Regions from separate parts of the Mus musculus genome. Here region 1 is linked to region 2. The links are chromatin loops, found by intact Hi-C in ENCODE. Cell type or tissue: gastrocnemius. All regions are shown on one strand. Each heading gives the region's core, and the rest is flanking DNA. Links, peaks and the distances in the headings are about the cores only. Region 1 overlaps Stim2 (stromal interaction molecule 2). Region 2 has its middle 35 kb from the start of Cckar.

What was found. Peaks named below come from ENCODE experiments on the same cell type or tissue, not always from the same donor. Only the 100,000 strongest peaks of a DNase experiment are listed, where the experiment ranks them.
Region 1: it touches region 2 in a loop (3-fold over the local background); 18 of 42 quality-filtered maps call a loop at or near these places.

The regions. Positions count from the first base shown.
Region 1 is chr5:54,110,387-54,118,386 of GRCm38, forward strand. It overlaps Stim2 (stromal interaction molecule 2), which reads left to right. Exons shown (of 12, transcript NM_001081103.2): 9 at 151-251; 10 at 486-724; 11 at 5,533-5,806; 12 at 7,886-8,000. Among named protein-coding and RNA genes, the nearest start is that of Stim2, 120 kb to the left of the region's middle. In gastrocnemius, for the core only: a CTCF peak has its summit at 3,096 (motif pointing left); a DNase peak (open chromatin) is centred at 3,092; H3K27ac peaks cover 3,339 bases.
Region 2 is chr5:53,666,966-53,679,082 of GRCm38, forward strand. No RefSeq gene overlaps it. Among named protein-coding and RNA genes, the nearest start is that of Cckar, 35 kb to the right of the region's middle. In gastrocnemius, for the core only: a CTCF peak has its summit at 5,596 (motif pointing left); a DNase peak (open chromatin) is centred at 5,594.

The DNA.
Region 1 (8,000 bases), core at 1-8,000, 440 kb after region 2:
GTTTTCCGATTTTGAAAACATGTCTGTATCTTGGCTGATAATTTTCTACTGGTTTTATGATTAATAGAGTCAAAACCAGGATCAACTTCGCTGGTTATAGAAGTAGTCATTTTCCTGAACCTAGCTTTATTCTTTACCTTTTGGGTCTAGGCAGAAAAAATTAAAAAGAAGAGAAGCACAGTCTTTGGGACCCTGCACGTTGCACACAGCTCCTCCCTGGACGAAGTAGACCACAAGATTCTGGAAGCCAAGTGAGAATGCTGTGCTGTCTGTCTGTCTGTCTATGCTCAGCTGTGTGCATGTACTATGTAGATATGTGTATTTAATCAGTGAAGCATGTGTAATGACATAATTGATACTGATTCGGAGATTGGATAATTTCTTCCTCTCATCAGTCAGGTTCTGCGGTCTCGTCCTGTTGTTTTAATTTTACTGTCATATTGAAGGCTTCAGTCCGATAAGTAATTCACCCGTTGACTTTTCAGGAAAGCCCTCTCTGAGCTGACCACGTGCTTGCGAGAACGGCTTTTTCGCTGGCAGCAGATTGAGAAGATCTGTGGCTTTCAGATAGCTCACAACTCTGGGCTCCCCAGTCTCACCTCCTCTCTGTACTCTGACCACAGCTGGGTGGTGATGCCTAGAGTCTCCATTCCACCCTACCCTATTGCTGGAGGAGTTGATGACCTCGATGAAGACACACCCCCAATCGTGCCACAGTTTCCAGGTGAGTGTTCAGTAAAGAGTTCAAGCGCTGCTTTGGTTTTTTTTGTTTTTTTTTTGTTTTTAACTTATTTTTTATTAGGTATTTTCTTCATTTACATTTCTTTTTTTTTAATTTATTTTTTTATTACATATTTTCCTCAATTACATTTCCAATGCTATCTCAAAAGTCCCCCATACCCTCCTCCCCCACTTTCCTACCCACTCATTCCCATTGTTTTTGGCCCTGGCGTTCCCCTGTACTGGGGCATATAAAGTTTGCAAGTCCAATGGGCCTCTCTTTCCAGTGATGGCCGACTAGGCCATCTTTTGATACATATGCAGCTAGAGTCAAGAGCTCCGGGGTACTGGTTAGTTCATAATGTTGTTCCACCTATAGGGTTGCAGATCCCTTTAGGTTTGGTTTTTAAAGTAGGTACGTGACACGACCTTTTAGGAGTGATGGACTTTGAAACTTAAGGGGAAAAATACATTCTTCTTTGCTACTTTTTAACATATTTTTCTCTTTTCCCCATACATTCTCACATATATTCTTTGTATGTGTGTTATATATTCTGTCTTAGAAATCTACCTGATCAAGAAGTATGGATACTTAATTTATATAACTTATCACATTTATATTTCAACAGTCGTCATATTAACTCATGGTAGGGCTTTGCTTTTAAGCATTACTTACCATTAAGTTAAACTGAGAGAGTCACATCAGAAAGGGGAGTACAGCTTTATGACTGCTGATGGTTATATCAGTGACATGCTGAACTCTGAGGGAAAACTGCAGGAGAAGGAAGTGTTGGGAGCTGGGTTTGGATGCTGGCTCTGCTGTAGTCAGTGCTTGACTCTTCTGTCAGCTTATGGTTTGTCCCATTCCCAAGGCTTTTCTTTCTTTCTTTCCTTTTTTTTTTTTTTTTTTTGGTAATATTTTTGTTTTGCTTTTCAGTGCATTCTTTTATTAATAGTGTTGCCCTGTTCTGCTTAACTCATGGAGAACTAAGTCTTTCTGTCTTCAGCAAAATTCAACTGTGCTTGTTTATGAAAACTTAGATGTGATCTGTATATGTGTATGTATCAAACATATATGCATGCACGTAAGATGTGCTAGTTGTTTTAAGATGAGCCTTGCTGTGTAGCTCAGGCTAGCCTCCTGCCTTAGCCTTCTGAGTATTAGGACTGTACTTGTACGCCAGCGTAATGTTTTTCTAGAATGTGAGTCCTTCGGAAGGGAGCTTTTGTATTAATATTTGTTATTAATATTTGTGTGTTAATATTGCGTAGTGTTGCGTGCTCTGCTTTTGTGTGTGTTAATATTGCGTAGTGTTGCGTGCTCTGCTTTTGTGTTTTACTTTGTAGAGAACAATCTTGGTAAGATAAAATTTGAATGCTTGAACTCCTGACTTTCTGCAGTTACAGATGTTTTCAGTTTACAGGTTTTTATATTAGAAATTATTCTTTACCCTTATTACCGCTTGCCTGGTCTATTTTTCCAATACTTAGGACTTCTTTTTTTTATCATGTCAATAGAATGAAGCTCTGAAGAGTGGAGAACTAACTCTGTTAGCTTAGTTCTTGGTTGACTGACATCTCAAACTATTAGATTTTGATGACAGTCAAGCCATCTTATCTGAGAATTTCCAGTTTGGCCTTTTCTGTTCAATGTTGCAGCTTTCCTGAGACTGTTAGAACAGTTCTGATTATACAAGAGAGTTGTGATCAAATCCAGCTCTTAATCTGACAGATAACTCCCGGTCAGTGGGACCGCTTTTGTCTTTTCCCTGGCTTTGAGTCTGTTACTGGCATAGTGGGGTGAGGAGGCAGTAACTCTCCCAGGGAGAGCATTGGCTTGTAAGTTTGGGGAACACTGGAAGCAGGAGACCTCATTTGTCTCCTTGTCTGGACTATGAGCTGGTGATGGTTGAGTTGCGTCTGTATTCAAGCTGGCTTGCAATTTGAATTTGTCTATTTGCTTATTGGCTTATATATGTGCTCTTATATAACACTGAAATCATAAGTGCATATTTATTTGAAAACTAAGCCTTTTAAAAATAGTTTTTCTTTAAAATATGTAATTGTTGAGAATCATAATTGTGCTTGAGGAAGATCAATTTCTTTAGTTAAATCTTTTTCTTGCCTTTTTAGAAGCACTTTTGGGAGTTTGGAAATGGCAAAACTTTATTTTTATTTACTTTTTTTTGATCCATTAAAAGAAGATACACTAAATGTGAATAATTGGCATATGTTTTAAATAACTGTGGTAATATACATAGACATTTATACTTGTAAGTGTGAAAAAGTACAAGAGCTGGTTTGAAATGTTATAGGAAGTTTTAGAAATTAATCTGATCGCTCATAGAATTGGAGAGCTGTGCCTCCACCTAGTGGCCACGTAGGGTGCTCCATTTTGCTTTGTAAGTCCTGAACTTTATAAAACAAAGGCTGTTAGCCTGAAGTGTACTATGGTAGGATGAAGGTGCTTCATTTAAGGATCTCTTTATTGGCTATGTGTTCCTTATGCTTGAAACAATGCCCAGTAAGCACACTTATTGAAGGTAAATCGCAAAGGAAGAGAGTCTAATACACATAATAAGACTGTCTGTAGTTTTACATGAAGAAACCCCAGAAACTGTTAGTTGATGAATAGAGGATGGAATTACTCCTCCTTCCCCAGGTTTTAAGTATCTGCTAAATCCTTTCAGAGTAGAATGTAGTAGTAATGTATTCCAAACTTCTCATAAAGCCCTTTGAACATTCTTAAGGTCACTGAAGCCTGTGCCCATCCACTACAAAAGTAAACAGGTTGTCTTACTTGTTTTTCTGAAATGAACCATATCATCTCTCTTTCCCTCTTCTAAAGTTGTGCTTTTCTAAAGCCCATTAGAACATGCTTCCTCTACATATGTAATATCTAATATATACCATTGCTGCATACTTACACCACCTACATAAGTATCATCAAATTATAGATATCATTTTTCAACTTCTTTGCTCAAAATGTGCTTCAGAGCTTTTCTGTGCTTATCCAAGTTAGATTTACTGTGATTGTTTAACATGAGACAACCGAAGCTTGTTTATATACTTAGTAACATGGGCTCTCTCCTTTCCCACTGAGATTCCTTGTATATTTTTCTTTTAAAAACAATAGTAGAAACACAAATTGTTATGTTATACATTATGCACAGCTCTAAGAATTTCTCTGGACCCTTTGAATGATTTTTGATCATTAGGCAAGGATCTCATGGCCAAATTGCCTTCAAAGGGGTTTTGTTTGTTTGCATACTCAGTGTTTATGAGTCCTGCTTCTGTCTCCTCACTCACACTTGGCATGATTAGTTCTGTAGCCTGGATGAATACGAAACAATACTGCACTGTTCCTAAACTCACTTCATCAATAGTTTGGGGATATGTAATGCAAATGTGCAGCCTGCTTCCCTCATCTGTTTTATCCTGAGGCTCTTACAAGGTTTGTTGTCCCACTCTGCTTCCCTCTGTCTTCCCTATCCCCTTCTATCACACTCTCACCACTTAGGGGCTTAACATAATGTGATTTAGAAACTCTTCATTTGGTGTTAGTCTTGTCTGCTGTGTTCTGATATGTGGGCTGTCACTCATAGCCATCATTTTGTTACATTTGCATTCATTATTTAGAAATAATTACCTGCTTATCATTCTGTTTCACTTTCTTTCCTTTTTTGTTCTTTTTTGAAAATATAGCATTGATTAGTATTTTGTTAAGCAAATTAGAAGAAAATATCCTTATTGACACTTTTACTGAAAAGTAACAGTTTAACTAGATAACGGTGTAGATTAATTTCATTCTGTATACTCTCCAAAGTGTTTTCAAGTTCCTGGTGAGAAATTTATCCTCAGTCAAATTAGTGTGGTTTCTCTTTAGGTAATCTCTAATTTCTGATTAGTAGGAGAATTATTTCATTTCTTGCTTTGTGGTTTCTTCATAATGTAATTGGCAAGACAAAAGGTCAGAGCAGACAGGAAAGGTCAAAACTCTTGATTGATTGAGTGTCAGCTGGATCCTAGAAATAAACTCATTCACTGTGATGATGATTGGATGGGTTGGCTAGAGCTGAGTCCTGGGGAAGAGAGCATTGGTGTGCAGCCTGAGGCCTGCTGCTGTCTGAGCCCATTTAATGAAGGCGTGCTCCTTTCCTGGTGCTGTGGCACAGGAAGGATGCCGCATGCATGACGAGCTAGCTTGAGAAGGTTGTTCTTGGGCTGCTTTAGTGTAGGAAAAGAAACAGAGGACCATTCTTTTGTTCCACCTGCATGGGTCTTAGATAGGCAGTAGACACAGGGAGACCTAAGACACAGGCTTCCTGAGGACCTGTGTTCAGGAAGCAAGCTTTGGTTTCAGCTGAGAGACTGTGTAGTCTTCATTTAAACCTTCTTAAAGGTCAGATAGGTTGTGATACGTCAAGACTATCCATTGATACTTTATACAGTGTTTTTCCTCCTGATCCAGTATGAGTGTTCATAAACATTTATCATTTCTTCTAAGTGTGTGATAGAGACTTTAAATCTAAGGGTTATTTTGAATAGCAGTTTAAGTTCTTTTTAATAGTGTTAGATTTTTTTTATAGCAAAACTACATTGGTGTTCATTTATTTTAGTTTTACTTCTGTTACCATTTTAATACATTTGTAATAATTTTTCCATTGGTTGTAGAGAAGGGCATTTGTTGATGTAGTTGCTTGAATAAACATTAAACCGATATTTTACATCAGTTCTCGTGTATACGTTTGGGAGAAGACAGTTAAGGGACATTGGTGGCTATGAGCATTTTCATTGGTTTGTATTTTTCAGGGACCGTGGCTAAACCTGCAGGATCTTTAGCCAGAAGCAGTAGTTTATGCCGCTCTCGTCGCAGCATCGTGCCATCCTCCCCACAGTCTCAGCGAGCTCAGCTTCCTGCTCATGCTCCTCTGGCAGCCCACCCTCGGCACCCTCACCATCCGCAGCATCCCCAGCACTCGTTGCCTTCCCCAGATCCAGACATCCTGTCTGTGTCAAGTTGCCCTGCTCTGTATCGGAACGAAGAGGAGGAGGAGGCTATCTACTTCACTGCTGAGAAACAATGGTATTGGCGTTTATCGTCATAAGTGCGGAGTGTGGGTCTGAGTGGGGCTGAGGGGGGACATGGAGCGTAGAGTGGCAGGAGTGCCACAGTGTATTTTGTGCATGCCACAGACTCAGTGTCTTCACATGACACCTGTTTGTGGACCCCAGTTCTGTATATCTGACGTGCATCTGGCCTGAGTGGGTTTTCTGCTCAGAGTATTAGAGGCTAAAATCAAGGTGCTGGCCCAGCTGATTCTTATGTGAGATCTGGAGTCCCCTTTGTGGTAGAATTCAGTTCTTTGTGCTTATATCACTGAGGTCTTATTTCTGTACCACTCTAAGCATAAGGTCGGTTTGTTTTCAGTTTCTAAAGGCAGTTTCGTTTGCCCAGGGCTTAAGAAAATGTTGAGAAGCTAATGGAGGGAATGATAAAATCAGATGAACTTCATGACTAATTCCTTTGCCACCATGAGTCTAGCAGCATGCAGTTCCTTCTGTGAGGTGTCAGTGCACCGTGCGGCCACGGCTGTCGGGAGCGCACATCTCAGTGCTGCTGGTAACAGACGGACTCTGTTGCTTTCTGATTTTGCCACATGTTAGTAGTGTGGACGGCAGTCTGCGTGGCTCCTGCCACATGGCTCTTGTGACATTAACATCAGATCACTTTTCCCATAATCATCTCACTGCCTAGTGAGAGTTATTTTTTAATTAGCAGACAGTCTTTGGGGCCTGTTCTCAAGGAAACAATTGACGTTTGCATCTCATTGCAAGTATGGGTTTAATGCACCTTCCCACAGGGAGCTAATTATGATTAGCATGTTATTTATGTGTCTTTGTAGTATGACCACAGCCAGCAGCAGGATGGCTTTACCTCTAAGTTGTTTTCCTGTGGTTTCTGGAAGATGGTAGGGGACACCAGAGCTGCCCTGGCCCACAGAATCTTTCCATCATGGAAAGTTAGTTAAGTTCTCATTTCACATAGCTTGTCAAAACTTCGCAGCAGGTTATAAATACGAGAGGAATCTGACTTCAGGGAACGCCTCGGCTGCTCTCCTAGTAATTGCTTCTACTGTTAAGCGGACCTTTCTGTCCATACTCCATTCATAGACACTCACAAGCCGTCACCAGAGTTGTCTGTCTTTTTTCTTTAAACACATATCTTCTTGTAAAACTTACATGTATTTAGCTACAGGTTGCTACAGAGAAAATCATGCAAATGTTGTGTATGATTTCCAAAGGATACAGGCTGTAGAAAGAATGCACATTTAAAAAGACAGAAGCCAGGGGCTGGGGAGACAGCTCAGCAGTGGGGAGCACTGGCAGAGCTTTGATTTTAGTGCAGTGTTCATAGTTCCTCATCCTTTTCCTCAGAAAGTTATATTTCATCAAGCTCATAACTAAACATTAAAGGAAGTGATTAAAATTCCATCTTTTCAAACATATACTGGCAGTTTTGTGGTTCAGAAAGAAAAGTAGTATTGAAGGAGAGCAAAAGTCAAAAAGGCTTAAGAAAATTCAAAACTCAAACATTTTCATCTCCCTGAAAGTTAAAGAAGGCATAGCTTAATTACTTTGCTTGATTGTTATAAATTATCCTAAGTCTGGAGAGTGGCTCAGACAATACAGTGCCTGCGTGAGCATGAACAGAGTTTGGATCCCTGGAACCAGTGTAAGAGCTGTGTATAACCACGAGTCTTAAATCCAGCGGCAGAAGGACTGGACACACATAGATCTCTAGCTCATTAGCCAGTCAGCCTACATGAATTCTCGAGTTCTAGATTTGTTTAGAGACCCTGTCTCTAAAATAGCATGGATAGCTGTCAAGGAAGATTGGCCTGCTCTTGCACACACACAGATAGCCACACAAATACATACACCCACAGTACACACACACACACACACACACACACACACACACACTCGAGGTGGGGAGATGACAGGCTATATTAAAGGAAAGCTTTTCAAGTCTTACATATATTTATACATATATAATCTCTTTTTTATACTAAATAACGAACGGAAGTTGATTTGGTAGAATATTTGCTGTTACGTTAATAACACGTAGCTCTAAAGTATCACCTTTGTCTGTGTCATTCAGGGAAGTGCCAGACACAGCTTCAGAATGTGACTCCTTAAACTCTTCCAGTGGGAGAAAACCGTCTCCCCCTTCAAGCCTTGAGATGTACCAAACATTGTCTTCCCGAAAAATCTCA
Region 2 (12,117 bases), core at 2,339-10,338:
GCTGGTGAGATGGCTCAGCAGGTAAAAGCACTGACTGCTCTTCCAAAGGTCCTGAGTTCAAATCCCAGCAACCACATGGTGGCTCACAACCATCTGTAATGAGATCTGATGTCCTCTTCTGGTGTGTCTGAAGACAGCTATAGTGTACTTACATATAATAATAAATAAATCTTTTAAAAAATAAAAATAAATAAAAGAGACACTGCAGCTCATAGCATATGGTCTCCGTGTGAGTGACGGTGCTTCAGGCAGTTTGTAAGATTCACGTGGTACTGAGGACATGCGCAGTACTAAGTTTGCACATTGTGTATTCAGGAAAACAGCTACAGTGAAGTTGCTTGAGCTAACACGGAAACACCCAGATTCACTACACGTCTGATTTTGAGTTAAGCGTTGCTTATACATTCAGAAACTTTTAACTGTGACCAAATTGTTCACCACCCTCTGCATTCAGCTATCTGACCCCATGTGGGTCTGCCTCCCACGGTTAGGAGATTCACTCTAGATGCTGTATGCATACTGCCATTTATCTGTCATAGGAACAAATGACAGCTCTGCTTGCCTGTGCCCTTGTTCCCGTTCCTCTCCTTCCTCTCCCCTGCAGTTAAGACGTTTTTTGTTTGTTTAAATCTTTAGTCAAAACCCACATTCTGATGAATTTGTTTCATTGTTCATTTCCGATACTACAGAAAGACTATTGTAACGGAAATGGAAGTACTGAAAATTTCAAAAGAAAAGAGAGGGGGTATGTTTCAAGATACTCGGGTAGGCACAACATTTTTAGTAGGACACAATAGAACAGAAATTAGCCCCACATATCAACAGATGGGGTTCCATCAAAATAGAAAGTTTCTGTGTAGCCAAGGGAGCCATCAGCAAAGCACATAGGCCAGAGAAAGGGAGCGATCTTAACCAGCTATCCTTGAGGCCCAGCTAATGCCTAGAGTGTACAAAGTATTGCAGAAATCAAGTCCCAAGGAAATAAGATGGCCAATTGATGAATGGGGAAGTGAACTGAATAGACAGCATTCAAAAAAGACAAATAAATGACCAATGCGCCCCCCACCCAAAAAAAAAAAAAGTATTCCATGTCCCAGGTCATCAGGGAAATGCAGACTAAAACTACTTTGAAATACCACCTCACCCCAGTGAGAATGTCTATCATCAACAAATACGACAATGTTGGAGAGGGTGTGGAGAGGAAGGAGTGATGGTTTGTATATGTTCGGCCCAGGGAGTGGCACTGTTGGGAGGTATGGCCTTGTTGGAGTAGGTATGTCACTGTGGGTGTGGGCTTTAATAGCCTTGTCCTAGCTGCCTGGGAGCCAGTCTTCCACTAGCAGCCTTCAGATGAAGATGTAGAACTCTCAGCTCCCGTGGCTCCAGCCACATATGTAGCAGAGGCTAGCCTTGTCGGGCATCAATAAGAGGAGAGGCCCTTTGTCCTGAGAAGGCTTGATGCCCCAGTGTAGGGGAATGCCTGGGCCAGGAAGCAGGAGTGGGTGGGTTGGTGAGCAGGGGGAGGGAGAATGGGATAGGGGGTTTTCAGAGGGGAAACTAGGAAAGGGAACCACACTTGAAATGTAAATAAAGAAAATATCTAATTTACAGAAAAAAAAAAAGAGTTGGACATTGTACTGGCTGGTTTTGTGTGTCAACTTGACACAGGCTGGAGTTATCACAGAGAAAGGAGCTTCAGTTGAGGAAATGCCTCCATGAGATCCTGCTGTAAGGCATTTTCTCAATTAGTGATCAGGGGGGAAAGGCTCCTTGTGGGTGGTGCCATCCCTGAGCTGGTACTCTTGGTTCTATAAGAGAGCAGGCTGAGCAAGCCAGAGGAAGCGAGCCAGTAAAGAACATCCCTCCATGGCCTCTGCATCAGCTCCTGCTTCCTGACCTGCTTGAGTTCCAGTCCTGACTTCCTTGGTGATGAACAGCAATGTGGAAGTGTAAGCCGAATAAACCCTTTCCTTCCAACTTGCTTCTTGTTCCCGATGTCTGTGCAGGAATAGAAACCCGGACTAAGACAGCTGTGAAGAAAGTAAAGTGAGGGAAAACTATGCACTCATGAACCCCAGGAAAAGCACAGTCCTTCCTTTAAGAGCAGAGTCTGGCCACAGAGTGCCCCATAGGCTGCTTTGTTTTATTTTCATACTTTCAGGTAAATTTTGTTTCTCAGCATTTACCAACATGAGTACTTTCTGCTAATCTTTTTACTTTATTATTTTATTTTAAAAAACTTGGAAATACATGTAAAAATACATACCAAAACTGACCAGACCCAAAGACTATACAACCAACGTAATGAACTTGCACAGCTGGCATTCAGGATGGAAGCAGTGAACCTTCCAGTTAAGTCTGACACTTTGTTTCAAATGTATCTTCCGCACTTATCCGCTACCATGTGTATTCCTTAGCTGGTGGCTTAGACCCCAGAAGCTCTGGTTGGTTCATATTGTTGTTCCTCCTACCGGGCTGCAAACTTCTTCAGTTCCGTCAGACCTTTCTCTAGCTCCTGCCTTGGGGACCCTGTGCTCAGTCCAATGGATGACTGTGAGCATCCACCTCACATCCAACTCTTTATTTCACAATGCTCCAACAATTCAAAGTTGCTGTGTGTGTCTGACACAGGTCATAGCACTGGAGATCAACAGGGAATAACTTACACTTGGTTAAAATCTAAAATAGTTTGGTTTTTTTAAATTTTTGTTTTTTTTTTGAGACAGGGTTTCTCTGTGTAGCCCTGGCTGTCTTGGAACTCACTCTGTAGACCAGGCTGGCTTCGATCTCAGAAATCTACCTGCCTCTGCCTCCCGAGTGCTGGGATTAAAGGCATGAGTCACCACTGCCCGGCCTGGCTAAAATCCATCATAGTTAACGTCCCAAATATTTAGCTGTACACTTGTATACATTGTATAACCCTCCCCCTGTTTTCTTTGTTTACACCTTTGGTTTTATTTATTTTCTTTTCTGGAAAACTTTAGGATTATTGTTTAAGATTCTTTTTCGTTTGTTGTCACACAGTAATATACATCATATGCGCTTCTGTGCACCCCGCTCCCAACACACATGACCAGGTTGACCAGGTAGTTACTGGGGTGTGACAATACCTCCCAGTGATGAAACCTCATTGCTCTTCTTTCGGGGATTCCCACCCGTCGGACCCCTCCCCCACCCTCCATCCCAGGTCCGCTCTTTAATTTTCTCCTCTTCATCATAGTCATCCTTTCCCTTTTTGTTCCATGTTCGACGATTTTCCTTTAACCGTTTTTGGACACCACCCCCTTCCGTTTTTCACCTGTCTCTTCTATTTATATGGGCTTGATTTATTGAAGCCCACCTGGGTTTACTAACTGGCGGGGATGGGGAACTGGGGACCCTGCTTCAGGTGTCCACTGGAACAAACAGGAGCCTTGCGTTTGCTCGCTCAGGGAGGCACTCCGTGGGAGGAAGGTCTAGGATTGTGGCCCTGAGTGGTCAGAAACTGAGTGTTTGCTCAGCTCCAGACAGGCCAGTGGGAGGTGTCAGGGAGAAGAGTGGAGCAGTGCCTGGATAAGGGTTGGCTCAGGTACAGCCCTTCATCTAACCTTTGTTGATAGCCTCACTTCTCCGTGCCTCTTTAAACCTTTAGTTTCACAAGTGACTGGGAAAAGTATAGTTTAAATAAGTCAAAGATTTGAGGGTGACAGAAAACTTTGAGTGGACCCAGTCCTGAGGTAAAGAATTTGGCCCTGCATGCATTTCTTCTAGGCTCCGCCCAGCAGTTACCTACCATCAGCCAGGTGTGAGCCTGGCTTGCAAAAGGACTGTTCGCCTTCCCTGTCTTCTCTTTTCTTCTTCCCCCTCCGCCTTCCTCTTCTTCCTCTCCTCTCTCTCCTCTTCCTCCTCCACTCCGTCTCTCTGCCCTCCCTCCATGTTCCTGCCTGGCTCCCACCCACCCTTTCTCTCTCTCTTTCTGTGCTCTGTCCCCTCGCTTTCTCTGCCTCCACTCAATTCTCACCCCCCTTCTCGTGCCCCAAATAAACTTCATTTTATACTAGACCAGGCGTATGGCTGGTACTGGGGGCGGGATCCTCAGCATGCCCCCCCCCCCCCCCCCCGATAAGATGCCACCTCATTACAAAACACCAGAAGGATCGAGAAATGAACAGGTCTCTCTCTCTCTCTCTCTCTCTCTCTCTCTCTCTCTCTCTCTCTCTCTCTTATATTTAAAACCTTACATTCCATTAATTTTTTTCCACCTTAACAAAATAACGAAATCATTTTTTTTTTTCGTTACCCATCCCTCCCCCTCCCCCCGAGTCAGGGTTCTCTGTGTAGCCCTGGCTATCCTGGAACTAACTGTAGAACAGGCTGGCCTCGAACTCAGAAATCTGCCTGCCTCTGCCTCCCAAGTGCTGGGATTAAAGGCGATCGCCACCACTGCCCGTCAAAATCTTTTTCCTCAGTGATCTTGGTTGGGAAGTAAGGTTCCGCGATTGACTGAAGAATGATGCCCCAGTCTTAAATAGTATGTAAATGCAAAGAGTGTTTTTAATCTGCAGAAGTCCAGCATGCTGGGGTCTCCCATTACCAAGATAAAGAGGCATCCTCACCCCCCAAGTGAGCTTGCAGGCCCAGTTTATAGCACATTAGGGGAATTCTGTGGAAGGCAGGCTTTGTCTACTTTATCTCTAGGCATTCCGAAACCATTACCAGGGCGTGGTGACTGCAAGCTGTTTCTGAGGAATCCCGGGGTTGGTGGGCTTTGTCTTACTTCAACTCTAAGGACATTCCATTCCCCTGGTGTGGAGGCTGGAAACTGCTGGCCCTTTGTCCTTGCTGAAGGTCAGGTGATGGGGCAGTTTCTGATTAGCAGTCTGGAGCCAGGGTTTTTAGGGCTGGAATCAGCCTAGCTTTCTCAGAGGTTTGATCGACAAGAAACAGGGCTCACCTGGAGCAGCAGAGCACTGTCCCGAGGATTAGGCTTGCTGGGGGCTCCAGATGCTGTCCCCCTCAAGCCCCTGAGCAGCACCTGGAACCAGGAGCATGTCCTTCTAATTTGAATAAGGGAAAGAGATGTCTTAGTACCTTCTGGCTGGCCAGCTAGTCCCAGGAAGCCCTCTTGTCTCTGCCTCCCCAGTACTAAGATTGTAGCCATGTGCCCAAGACTACATATTTGCTTGTTCATTCATTCATGTATTCATTTATTCATTTTTCTTTTTGTGTGAGTGGTGGGATTGAGTCAGGTCCTCGTGGTTGTGTGGTTAACACTTTATTAGCTAATCCACCTCCCCCAACCCTAGCGTCTTTTCATCCTATCATCGGAGAGAACCACTGCCTCATGAGGCTGGAGGCTCCCCAAGACCTCTGACAATTCCTAATTTCTGCTTGCAACCCAACCTCACCTTGCCAGGGCAAGTTGCCCTCTAGGTTTACGCTCATTCCAAAGTTCTGCTGTGTTGGGATGGAAACCTGGATCCCAAGGAGAGTCATCAAATCCCCGTACAGGGCTGGACTCGAGCACAGCTTCTGAAGTGACACCAGTTTACAGGGTGATGGAGTCCAGGCGGGGTCTTCTTGCTCTGTGTGGACTCTCATGTGACTCTCTGCTGCCTCCCTGTGGTCAGTAGTGGGGAAGGTCGTCCATGTGCTGTGCTAACCCAGTTTCAGAACTGGAGTGTCACAAACCATCACAGATCCTACTTTTGAGTGTGAAATGGACAGGTTAGGCACAGAGAACAGATGTTTGGACCCACCTGCCTTATAATGATAGTTATACTGGATATATATCTATATATCAATATCTATATGCATATATATATGTATGTATATATATATATATATATATATATATATATGTATATATATATATATGTATATGTCTTACCTGAAGACTCACCTGAGGGTTTCTGGGCTTCACTCCCACAGTATCTGAATCAGGAAGGCTGTGTTGGGCTTAAGAAGTGACATTTTATAGACGTTCCAGGTGGTGGTGATGCTGACCCAAGATCCCCCCCCCCCCCCACACACACACACCTCCACCCTTGTCTTGTGTCTCAGGGGACTGGCCCGTGTCACCATCTCTAAAGTCTCTCAGTTGTGCTTTGGCACTCTCCCTCTCACAAGAAAATACCTACAATGTGTGTAAGGGGCTTGCCATTGAAATGGTTCTTTTCCTTTCAAAGGTTCGCACTAGTCAGTGTGAAAAGTGTACCATTGCATCTTCACACATGCATGTCATTGGACTCTGTTCTCATTTATCTCCTTCCATTGCCTGCACATGTTCCCCCAACCTAGTGCTTTTCCCTCCCAGTTAGCGTCCCGGTCTACTTTAGCACCTCTCTAGGCTCTCTCCTCCTGTCTCATGATACATCCTGCCCTGACTAGTTCTTTGTCAGCTTGACAGAGGCTAGAGTTATGGGGAAGAGAACCTCAATTGAGAAAATTCCTCCATTAGATTGTCCATGGACAAGACTGTGAGGGGTTTTCTTTTTTCTGACTGACTGATTGATTGATTGATTTAGACTTGGTTTCTCTGTGTAGCTCTGGCTGTCCTGGAACTCACTCTTTAGACCAGGCTGGCCTCAAAATCAAGAGTTCTGCCTGCCTTTGCCTCCTGAGTTCTAGGATTAAGGGTGTGCACCACCACCATCCAGCATTCTTGCAGTTCTTTGTATATTTGGATACTTGTCCCCTGCCAGGTTGCTTCCCTTCCTGTGAGCTGTCTCTTCATTCTGATGATGTTGTTCTTTGTGGTGCAGATGCTTAAAGTCAACTGGAATGAGCCTGGCTCTCTTCTTGAAAAAGCATGAGCAAGACCCAATCTGTTGGGAGCTATTAAGACAACACAATTGTCCTGATCTCTGAATTGGGCCTCCCTCCCACCCCCCCCCCCCCCCGAGAAGAAAAGGGGGTCAAAAGCAGGCCACCGACACATTGCTCCGAGAACAACCACAGATTGTTCCAGCCCAAAGTCAGCTCCGGATGTTCTGACCACACCCTGATACCACCAAGTTCCTGCTTCCCCATGTAGTCGCCAAAAGAAAAAATTTCCCGCTGCCCCATCTCTCCTGCTGAGAAGTACTTCCTCTTTTTCTGCTGCCCCATTCCTCCTGCTGAGAAGTACTTCCCCTTTTGCTTGTGCATTTAAGCCTTGAGCCTTGCTAATACAGTGACACCTTGATGCTATTCAGAATAGTTCCATGTAGTTCCTCACACTTGGTGTCTGTCTTTTCTCTCCCCCCATTTGGTTCATAGGAGAAGGTCCCCTCAAGACCCTCGAATAACTGGACCTGCTGGACGGGTCACCAATCCTTCACTAGTGTTGCTTCTTGACTCGAGAAAGTTCAAAAAGTAGGGAATTTAAAGGCTGGGGTCAGGGGAAGTAGGATAGGCGTGCCCTCTCTGTTGTGGAAAGACGCAGCTCTCAGGAAGGCTTGCTGAGTCATGTAATTAATACATGACTCCTAGATTATAGTTTATCTTTCCCTGGATTTCCGACTCCATTGACAGCTAAGGTAAATGTAGCTTGAGAGCTAGAAAACAGACCTCGCTCCTTACCCTGAGGTAATCCACCACTGTGTTTGCTGATTAATAAATTTGTTTACTAGCTAAGACTGCCAGATTTCTTATCAAAGACAGACAGGTTTTCCTTGCTCACGGCTTCACAATAAACGATGCACAAGTTCAGATATAAGCTTCCACAGATGTAATCTGTTACTTCCTTACCTAAACTCAGTGACTAAATGCTTCATATTTCCTCTTCTTGCTATGCCACTGGCCTAACCTAGTTCTTATAAGTTAGCCTAACTCTAATATTCCACTCTATGATCCAACTGTGCGATCACAAGCCCAAACATAAGTTTCCTTTGATTGCCTTTTAACTATAGACTTGAGGTATTTCTCACAATAAACTATATCATCAACTATATTCACAAGGTCAAGGTTTCAAATGTCCTTTGTCTCTCAAATGTAAACTTAAAATTGTTTCTCATTTTGCTAAATTTATATATATATCCAGTTTCTTAGACAGAAGGAAAAAAGCCTTCTTGCTTCTTCTGCTCCATGAAAGGTTTATGTCTTCCCTAAGCTCATCTGAAAGACTGTTCATGCTGTTAACAAATTTATCGCTTTTGTAAATGTATAAGCTCCAGGAAACCCACTCAGATCCACCTCTCATGGACCAAATGGACTCCTCCCAGTTAAGTACACCTTCCTGTTCCAGAGGATGGGATTCCTGTCCTGGGCCCTCGAATCCCCCAACACCCCCAGACCTAAGGGTTTCAAATGTACACCTAAAAAATTTTCTCCCAAACGTACTTAACTTTATTCTCTACCTATAATGTGTGTGTGTGTGTGTGTGTGTGTGTGTGTTTCAGCATCTTGTCAAGTCCAGACGTTTGCTACATCCAGGATAGCTCCAGAGAAGCAACCCACAGATGCTCCAATCTTTTGCATAGACACAGACGCTTCGACAGGACCTGCTCCTTCCTGTCTGTCCACAGACCACAGATAGTTCTATAGGCCCTGGACAGCAAGAAAAAGGTCCCGAGACTCTCCTGAGACTGGACCCACATCCCCATACCCATTTTCCTAGGTTTCCCAGAGACATGTCATCCCAGAGTCATCGGGAAGTAACTAATGATCATGATGACCCTATTCCTGCCCCACCATCACCTCTTTCTAATTTTGACATTTTTAATTAAACCACAGTTACCTGGCAAAAGTCAGGTGTGCCTGACTCACAATAAAAGGGGCTGCTTGGCCCCTCCTCGCTCTCTTGTCTTCTTGGTCCGTCCTCTTGCTCCTAACCTCCCCTCCCCACTTCCCTCCCCTCCTCTCTCCAAGTGCTTATGGCCTGCCTCTAGTCCTCTTCTCTCTCTCTCTCTGCCTTTCTCTGCCTCTACTCCCCCAACTCCCCTCCCCATGCTGTGAATATACTCTATTCTATACTATACTGTCTATAAATAAACTCTATTCTATACTATACTGTCTATAAATAAACTCTATTCTATACTATACTGTCTATAAGTAAACTCTATTCTATACTATACTGTCTATAAATAAACTCTATTCTATACTATACTGTCTATAAATAAACTCTATTCTATACTATACTGTCTATAAGTAAACTCTATTCTATACTATACTGTCTATAAATAAACTCTATTCTATACTATACTGTCTATAAATAAACTCTATTCTATACTATACTGTCTATAAATAAACTCTATTCTATACTATACTGTCTATAAATAAACTCTATTCTATACTATACTGTCTATAAATAAACTCTATTCTATACTATACTGTCTATAAATAAACTCTATTCTATACTATACTGTGTGGCTGTTCCTTCAGGAGCAAGCGATGCCTCAGCATGGACCTGCAGAGACACCCCTTCCCCCATACCTGACTATACCTCCACCACACATATTCCTTCTCTCCCTTATATTTTGATAAAACACAACCCTGAGGTTTTGCATTTCTGTATAACAATGCAAATCTCACCCCACAGATGCTCCTCAGTGGAAGTCTTTTGTGGAGGAATTGAGGCCTGAGGTCTGGGGGAGGGTAAGATATGAAGCAGAACCTTCAATCTCATGCAGCCCAGAGTTACTGCAATTGACCAATGACACACAATATCCAAAGTCCTGGAGTCATTAAGGAGAGGAGGAGATGGGAAACTGTCTATAGCCCCTGTCTTTTGACGACAGCCTTCCACCTAGAGGGAAGGAGACCCCCTCCCAATGTTACAGGTGAGGTGACTGGCAGCCACTTAAACAACACTCTCATTGGCTTCATCACCTGGAGCTCCAAGGCGTGCTCGCCCACATGAGATAAGCCCATGGTGAGGGCACACAGGTGTGCAGGATCTCACAGATGCAACAGTGAAGCATTCAGGCAGTGCATGCGGTGGTTCCCACACAGGGCAAAGCCTTGAGAGGCAAACAGTGACAGAGATAAATTTTCAAAAGAGTTCAGCAAGCAAATATTGACCTTAGTCAGACTCCTTTGAACTAACAGGAGAACGTGTGCAGCCAAACACACACGTTCCACAACGCGCTGGGCATCCGAAGAGATTAGACACATTGATTGCTCATTTATTTACTTACAAAAAGAAGATAATCAGGTCACAGGTTGATCATAAATTTCACCTCAGTGAGCAGAGCCTTAAGTCTGAGTGAGGATGAGGAGTTGAAGTTTGTAACATGGGTACCGGAGACCGTAAGGAGAGGAGAAACATCTTAATTGTATCCTGTAGTTCCTGGACCAGATATTCTAGTATCCAGGAAAGTGCTGTCTTACAGTCCTAGAGCCTCTGTGCATGCCACATCTTAAGGGCCAGCATCCTCCCCTGTGAGCTGCTTTCTTGAGCTGCCACGAATAGTCCAACCCTGTTGCGTCTAGGTACCAGTGCAGGTCGTACCGGGAGGCAGGAGTAAAAGCGTTTCGGGACCTGCTGTATCTGCATGGCCGTTCTGTTGAGCTGTCTCCTGAGCTTTGCTTGTCTCTGCCTCTGGCATTCTTTCCATGGTCCCTAGCATCCAGGCCTCTGTCACTCTTGCATGGGTTTCTCTTGTCTTCTCTTTGCCTAGGATCCCCTCATACATCCTGGTTTCCATGTAAACCAATGGGATGTCCTAAATTTAAAGAGGTACCACATCTCTCTCTTAATCCTGTTGCCCATGGCTAGGCAAAGAGGCTCAGATGACAAGGATGCTTGTCTCAGAGACTGCCCCTTGAACTCAATCAAGCATGCAATCAGCATGGTGAGCAGAGAGAAACAACTCCCAAAAGTTGTCCTCTGATCTCCACATGCATATGGTGACACATAACACACCCCAGCCCCCCCCCCCACCATAATTTTTTTTTTAATTATAAACCTATTCTGTGGAACCTAAAATTTCTAGCCTCATAAAAGGTACTATAATTAATAAATGTAAGTTGATAGTCCACTGACTATAAATGATCAAATCCTTTAATGTGTTCAGAAATATATTTTAAAAGCCAGGCGTGGTGGCGCACGCCTTTGATCCCAGCACTTGGGAGGCAGAGGCAGGCGGATTTCTGAGTTCGAAGCCAGCCTGGTCTATAGAGTGAGTTCCTGGACAGCCAGGGCTACACAAAGAAACCCTGTCTCGAAAAACCAAACCAAACCAAACCAAAAAAAAAAAAAAAAAAAAAAAACAAAGAAAAAGGAAAGAAATATATTTTAAGTCGTGCAAAGAACTGGTGCAGTGAATTACGAGATTAAGCCAACACATTCCCCGTGGCTGAGTCAATTGTCAGAGCTCATTTTGAGTGTAGCCAGGGAAGTCTGGCATATTCAGTCCTGCCCTCCCATTTCCTCTCCCATCTCCTCTTTCCTTTATCTTTTCTGTCTCTGCATCCCCGCCTACTCCTCCCTCTCCCTCATCAGTTCTTCTTGTCTTCTATCTGTTGTGTTGAAAGCCTTGTCGTTTGCTTCTGTCGGGAATACCTTTTCCCTCAACCCTGTCATCTTTAATCCAGCATGATCTATTGAGCTAGACCCAAATGTCACATCCTCTGCAGACCCTTGGCTGCATCCCTCAAGCCCGCTGTCACTCAGAGTCTCCTGTTCTTTCCCTACTCGCCTTCCCCCCGGGTGTATTCCTCATTTCTGATTCTTGAGAGTCTCATCTGCATATGAGAAAGGGCAGGCATCTTGGAGGAAAGGGGTGGTCCTGGGAGGCCTTAGGCCTTCTATTTTCAGAGTTGTAGGGCTTGCAAGACGGATTAAGTTATATTTGGTAATTACTCAAATAGGTGTTCGTGGAGAGGCGGGCAGGGAATGAGTGTTCGTCTTGCTTGCTTGCCGCGGGCAGCACAGCAGCTCCAAGACGCCATCTCATTAAGCAGAAAAGCATCACCCCGCTGAGCTGCTTTCCCCAAGCTTGCCTGGTACCCAACTGATGCCTGGAGATACCTCGGGCCAAGGAGAACTCAATCCAGGGAGCCACAGAACTTGCCTGGATTATAGGGACCCTTGATCCTTACCCACTCTTAAGACATCCAGCGAGGGAAGCTGGCAAAATATGCAAAGTGCCACAAGATACGGTCACCGAAGGCACCCTTGGCCAAACAAGCTAAGGCAGGAGATATGACAGAGAC